Regions from separate parts of the Homo sapiens genome. Here region 2 is linked to region 1. Evidence: chromatin contacts called from ENCODE Hi-C or POLR2A ChIA-PET data. All regions are on one chromosome and are shown on one strand. Each heading gives the region's core, a stretch centred on a gene start or an enhancer-like site at or near the end of the contact. The rest is flanking DNA. Distances are from core to core; before and after follow the strand shown. Region 1 has its middle 19 kb from the start of POP4. Region 2 holds the start of VSTM2B (V-set and transmembrane domain containing 2B).

Region 1 (2,772 bases), core at 113-2,612:
ATCACAGGTGGGCACCACGACACCTGGCTAACCTCTTTATTTTTAGTAGAGATGGGGACTTGCTATGTTGTCCAGACTGGTCTTGAACTCCTGGCCTCAAGCAATCCTTCCACCTCAGCCTCCCAAAGTGCTGGGATTACAGATGTGAGCCACCATGCCTAGCCAACTCTGAAACTGTTGTAAAGCTGGGGGACGTGCCACTATATGTAGCCACCTGTGCATCAGGCAGACCTGAGAGATGGAGGGAGAGGCCAGGACTTGGAATTTCTGAGTTCTAGATACAGCTGCAGCTGCATCCAGCCCTATAAATCCCCCTTTGGCTTAAAGCAGTTCAGATTGCCAAGTTCTGTCAACCGTGAGAGATCTAGTAGATATACTTTGTAGAAATCATGTGGTTCTCACAATGAGATACCATTTCACACCAGTCAGAATGGCCACTACTAAAAAGTCAAAAAATAGCAGATGTTGATGATGCTGTAGAGAAAACTGATTGCTTGTACACTGTTGGTGGGAATGTAAATTAGTTCAGGCACTGTGGAAAGCAGTTTGGAGATTTCTCAAAGAACTTAAAACAGAACTACCATTCAACCCAGCAATTCCATTACTGGGTGTCTACCCAAAGGAATATAAATCATTCTACCAAAAAGACACATACACTCGTATGTTCACTGCAGCACTATTCACAATAGCAAAGACATGGAATCAACCCAGGTGCCCACCAACAGTGTACTGGATAAAGAAAAATATGATACATATACACCATGGAATACTATGCAGCCATGAAAAAGAACAAAATTAGGTCCTCTCCAGCTGGATGCAGCTGGAGGCCATTATCCTAAGTGAATTTTCTCAGAAACAGGAAACAAAATACTGCAAGTTTTCACTGATGAGTGGGAGCTAAATACTGGGGACTCATGGACATAACGATGGCAAACATAGACACTGGGGACTCCTACAGCAGGGAAGGAGGGGGGCAAGGGCTGAAAAACCACCTATTGAGTATTATGCTCATTACCTGGGTGATGGAATCAATCACATCCTAAACCTCAGCATCATAAAATATACCCATGTACCAAACCTGCACGTGTACGCCCTGAATCTAAAATAAAAGTTAAAAAAAGAAAAGAAAAAGAAACGAGATGTTTCCCCCTCTGCTATGTGGAACCTAATGCTTCAGGTACAGATGCTATGGAAGATGGATTTCTTTAGTGTCTTGTATGAGTCACAACACTTGGGTGACTCAAGGCAGCCCTAAACTGTGGTCTTGAGCACTGTGCACAGATGCCTGTGACCTCAGTGCATTTATGGGACTTCCTGCCACCAGCTATGAAAACAGTTCTCAGCATTGCAGGCTTGAGCTAGTGGGAACCAATCTGAGGCTGTGGCTAGGCTGCCTTCAGGCTAGCATGTGACCTGCCTGTGTGTTGTCAAACTCTCTTGGTAAATAGGGAGAGTGGTGGTTGGATCACAGACTTGTTATCTCATCTGAAACCTTTTCTACTTTGGCACTCATTTTCTTTTCTCCCGCCCAGGGCAAAACTCTTTCCCCTTCCCATCTCATGGTATCTTGCCCCATCAACTCTCTTCCTTCCCTGTCCCAGGCTCTATCTGACGATTCCCTTTTCTTCCTTAGACTGTTCACAGGCTTAAGACTTTGAAACTAAGAAATTTTGCCACTGCCTGCCCTGGTCTTCTGGTACTACTACTAGCTACTACTCTCCCTCCCTTCTCAACCAAGCTTTGTGAAAGTATGGTCTGTGCCATTCTTCCCATCTCATTCACTCACCCCACCTCAATCTTCTCTGGCAGAGGGGACCAGTTTGTCACATTAGCAAAACCAGTGGGGCCAGCACACACGAAGCAACAGTACAGGTGCACTCACAGCATGATGGCATCGTGCCTGGAGCCTGCCTTCCCAACATCATGCCCATAGTCTCTGGGGCATTAGGCACTGTGGATACTTTCAGCTTCTTGAAACTCTCCAAGCCCTGGTTTCCACGACCTCCTTCTTCAGTGAGTTCTCATGTATTTCTCACTTTCTTCTGCTTTCCCACATCATGTTCTCCTTTGTGTCTACCCTGCTCCAGTGGATTTTGTCTTTAAGATGCCATCATTCCTCTACTAGAAGCTCCCTCCAGCTGTGTTTTAGCTAACAGCTTTATGCATTTGCTTCCAAAATTTATCTCTGGTCGCAACCTCTCTCATTACTTACAACAGTTTGCTAGATATCTGCAGTTTGGTATTCTGCAGGAACCTCAAATTCAAAATGTCCAGAGTAGCCTTCTGCTTCTGGCTGTGATAAGGTAACAGGCATTGGATTTACCTGCCCATCATAAACAACTAAAAAAGCAGATACAATATTTGAAACAACTCTTTTTAGACATTGATCAAAAGGCAGCATAAGGCAGTGACTCATGAGAGAAAGGAAACAAATGGGATGAGGCCTGGATTGCCTGAGCTCACTGTCTGGAGCGAGATTCCAGGACAGGGATGGGGGTGTGCCTGGGTGTCCAGACAGAGTCTAGTGGTTTCTTTGAGTTGCAGAGACAGTGTGGTGTGGAGAGTGCTCAGAGATCTGCTGGTCCCACTCAGGTCTTCTGCTGAGTACCCATCAATGCCTGCATATGAGGAAGCTGCTTGAGGCCAGTGAAAAAACGCTGGAAAGAAAAAGGTAGAACAATTTCTGGAAATCACAAGGGCTGGGCTGGGTCATATTCCCAATAGTCAGAATGGAGAGACCTTGTAATACACAGGTAATCAGGAAAAACACTC
Region 2 (2,700 bases), core at 123-2,622, 62 kb after region 1:
CAGCTCGTGCAGCAGCTCCCGGGGTGGCTCCTTGAGGTACCACCACTGAATCTCCAGCGAATACGAGGTGGCTCCGCTGGCCCGGAACGCGCAGGGCATTTCGATGTCGTCTCCCTCCCGTACTGTCACATCTTTGGGGACTTCTGTGAATGCAGCTGGGGGTGGGGAGAGAGAGAGAGGCGTGACCAGCTGTAGGTCGGGGGCCTGGGGCAACCTAAAGCGAGGCAGTCGGTCTCTGGCTGGCTGGCCTTGTGCCCCCCACCCCGCAGCTGCTCCCTGGCGCACGGCCGGAGGGGCTAGCAAAGTTCGGGGAAGCGGCTGCAGGGCCGAGGCAGGGACCGGCCATCGGCTGCCTACTGCTTCCCTCCGGATGGGGCGGGGCGGCAGGGGCGACTCGTGCTTCTCCCCCGCCCCTGGCCGCACCGCCAGAGCCTGGCTGGGGCGCGCCTACTCCCGCTCCCCGCAGGCATCCTTTCCGCAGCCGGGGCCCCGGCGGGACTGGGAACGACTCGGGCGCGGCGCTGCTGCTGCGGCGACCCTTCGCCGCTCGCCTCTCCCTACCCCTCCGGGCCCAGGCTGCACAGCGGGATTGCTGGAGACCGCGAAGCTTCCCGGTTCGTTCTCTTTCTTCTTCTTCTCGGTGGCGGCCCCAGCAAAGACCCCCCCGAGTCCACAGCGGCAGCAAAGTTCCCGCGCTCACCGTCGGCCACGAAGAGCAGCAGGGCATGCAGCAGCAGAGGCGGCAGGTATCCGAGGGCACCGAGCCGGTTCCGCTGTTCCATCTCCCGCGGGGGGCGCGGTGGCGGCGGGGGCCCGGGAGCGGAGAGGCGGCGGCCGCGTGGGCTCGGATCGGCTCCGGCTCGGGCTAGGACGCCTCCGAGCCTGCCATGGCCCCGCGCGGCGCCCCCTCCCCTGGCCGCCGGCGGCCGCCAATCAGCCCCGCTCCCTCGCCGGCTTGCCCGGTGCGGCTCCGGCGGGGGGCGCTGCGCGGGGTGTGCAGGAGACGCGGTCCCACCGGGAGGCTGCTGGCGATCGGTCAGTGCCTCTCTCTGTCCGGTCGTCCACAGGACGGTGGGGATCCGCGGTTCAGTCTCTGCCCGGCGGGCCGGGCAGGGGCTGGGCCGCGCCGGGACCCATCCCTGGCCGAGGGAGTGCGTGCCACGGAGCCGCGAGCTTCTGCCTCCCTGTCTCCTTCTGGTTCTGCTCCCGATTGCCACCTCCTTCGGCTCCCGCAGCCGCCCCCGCCGGTTCCTCCGCGGCTCTTTCCGCAGGGCGAGTGGGCGCTCAGCCGCGGCGCGCAGACCTGGCGTCCGACCCAGCGCAGCGCGGGGAGAGCGGGTCCGGCGTGGCGGACCCGGAGCCGGAGAGAGGCGGGGAGAGGGGGAGGGGAGGGGAAGGGAGGGGGCGGTCAGTGGCTGGGCGCCAAGCCGCCTCCACCGCTGCATCGCCCCCGCCCTCCCCTCTCCTGCCACAGCCCGCCCCGCCCCCGCCCCAGAGCGCTCCCCCTCTCTCCTCGGGGGTCGCTCGGAGGGACCACCGTCTTTCTGGTTGGAGTACAGCCCCGCCCCGCACCCGCTTGGGTTGGGAGTCCTCCCACCCAAACTCTCCCTGGCTTCTTCCCAGTCTGCACGGCTCGAGACGGCCGCTCATCCCTGCTCCCCGTGTGTCCCTCGGTCCTCTCTGCAGCTCCCAGCCCTCAACTCCTTACCCCAGTTTGGGCAACCAGCTGCCCCGCTGTTTGGCCCAGGCCTGGGCCATGACGGATGGGTGGGCGCCCGGGGCCGCGAGAAGGGCGGAACGCTGTGCCCAGCCGGAGACTACGCTGGGTGGCGGCGGCAGCGCCGGGAGTCTGCAGTGCGCGAGGGAGAAGTGAGCGCACAGCGCCCAGCGAGCAGGTGCCTGCGGCGCGGAGAGCGCACACGCTAGCCAGCCCGCAGCGGCCGTGAGTGACGGCAGGGGCGGCGGGGGTGGGGTGGGGTGGGGAGCGCCGGGCACGACTCAGGGCCCGGGAGGTTTCCGGGAGGGGGCGGGGTTCCTGCCCCTGGATCGCGGGTCCCTGTGTCTCCACGCGCTCTTCGCCGGTCGTGGCCCCTTCTTTGCCCGGTGCAAAGCGAGATGCCGAGGCGGCAGGAAGCCGGAACCCATCCCCCGCCTGCTCTGGCGTACTCGGCATCCCGGTACCTCCCCCAGCCTTCACCCGGAGTCTGCTCCCTCCCCAGCCATCTGAGGGAGCGCGGTCTGGTCCCCGAAGGCAAATGCGGGGTGGACATGTGGTTCGGACGCAGCGCGTAGTCATAGTCATAGGGGCGAGTCCTAAGGCTCGCCTTGGGTCTCTCCTATCTCCTTCCCCCGGGAGTCCCCAGCTAGTGCGTTTCGGCACCTCTGCCCCTACCCCGGCCCCTACGCCTCAGCTCTGACCTCAGGTTGGGGTGGGGCAGCCCGGTGGATTCACGTGCCTGCTTCCCCGGCTACCAGCCTCCCGGAGGCACCGCCAGAGGATTCCCTGGGAGCCAAGGAGAAGGAAACCCAGAGGGAAAACACTCTCCAGCAGCCACCCTGGTCCAGGCGGCCAGCGCAGCACAGCTCAGAGGGGAGGAGCTGCAGGCCCTCTCCAAGGCTGTCCTCGCCAGCGGGTGCCCGGGGCCAGCCCTTCTTGCCTCCAGTGCCTGCCTTTCAGTTTCCTCGTCTATGGCCCAGGAG

What was found. A loop is a pair of places that touch in the nucleus more often than their neighbours do. ChIA-PET counts read pairs that join two places held with the same protein, here RNA polymerase II (POLR2A). Pooled maps may share reads with other maps.
Region 2: a loop to region 1 is called in a map of naive thymus-derived CD4-positive, alpha-beta T cell, with 4 times the contacts of the local background. The contact joins the promoter of VSTM2B here to the enhancer-like site in region 1. A Hi-C loop is called at or near these places in 1 of 168 maps with a recorded cell type or tissue (naive thymus-derived CD4-positive, alpha-beta T cell), 4 of 37 single-sample maps with no recorded cell type and 12 of 50 pooled maps. POLR2A ChIA-PET finds 5 or more read pairs at or near these places in 3 of 52 experiments (H1, K562 and activated CD4-positive, alpha-beta T cell).

Annotation. Positions count from the first base shown.
Region 1 is chr19:29,586,306-29,589,077 of GRCh38, reverse strand. No RefSeq gene overlaps it. Among named protein-coding and RNA genes, the nearest start is that of POP4, 19 kb to the left of the region's middle. Within about 2 kb of position 1,362, at least 2 of the 41 ENCODE cell types and tissues checked have a DNase peak (open chromatin) inside an H3K27ac peak, as active enhancers do.
Region 2 is chr19:29,524,666-29,527,365 of GRCh38, reverse strand. It overlaps VSTM2B (V-set and transmembrane domain containing 2B), which reads right to left and starts at 1,372. Exons shown (of 5, transcript NM_001146339.2): 1 at 701-1,372; 2 at 1-155. The coding sequence starts at 782. VSTM2B-DT (VSTM2B divergent transcript) reads left to right here and starts at 1,616. Exons shown (of 10, transcript NR_040029.2): 1 at 1,616-1,942. All of the region lies in intron 1 of LOC124904683 (a long non-coding RNA gene), which reads left to right.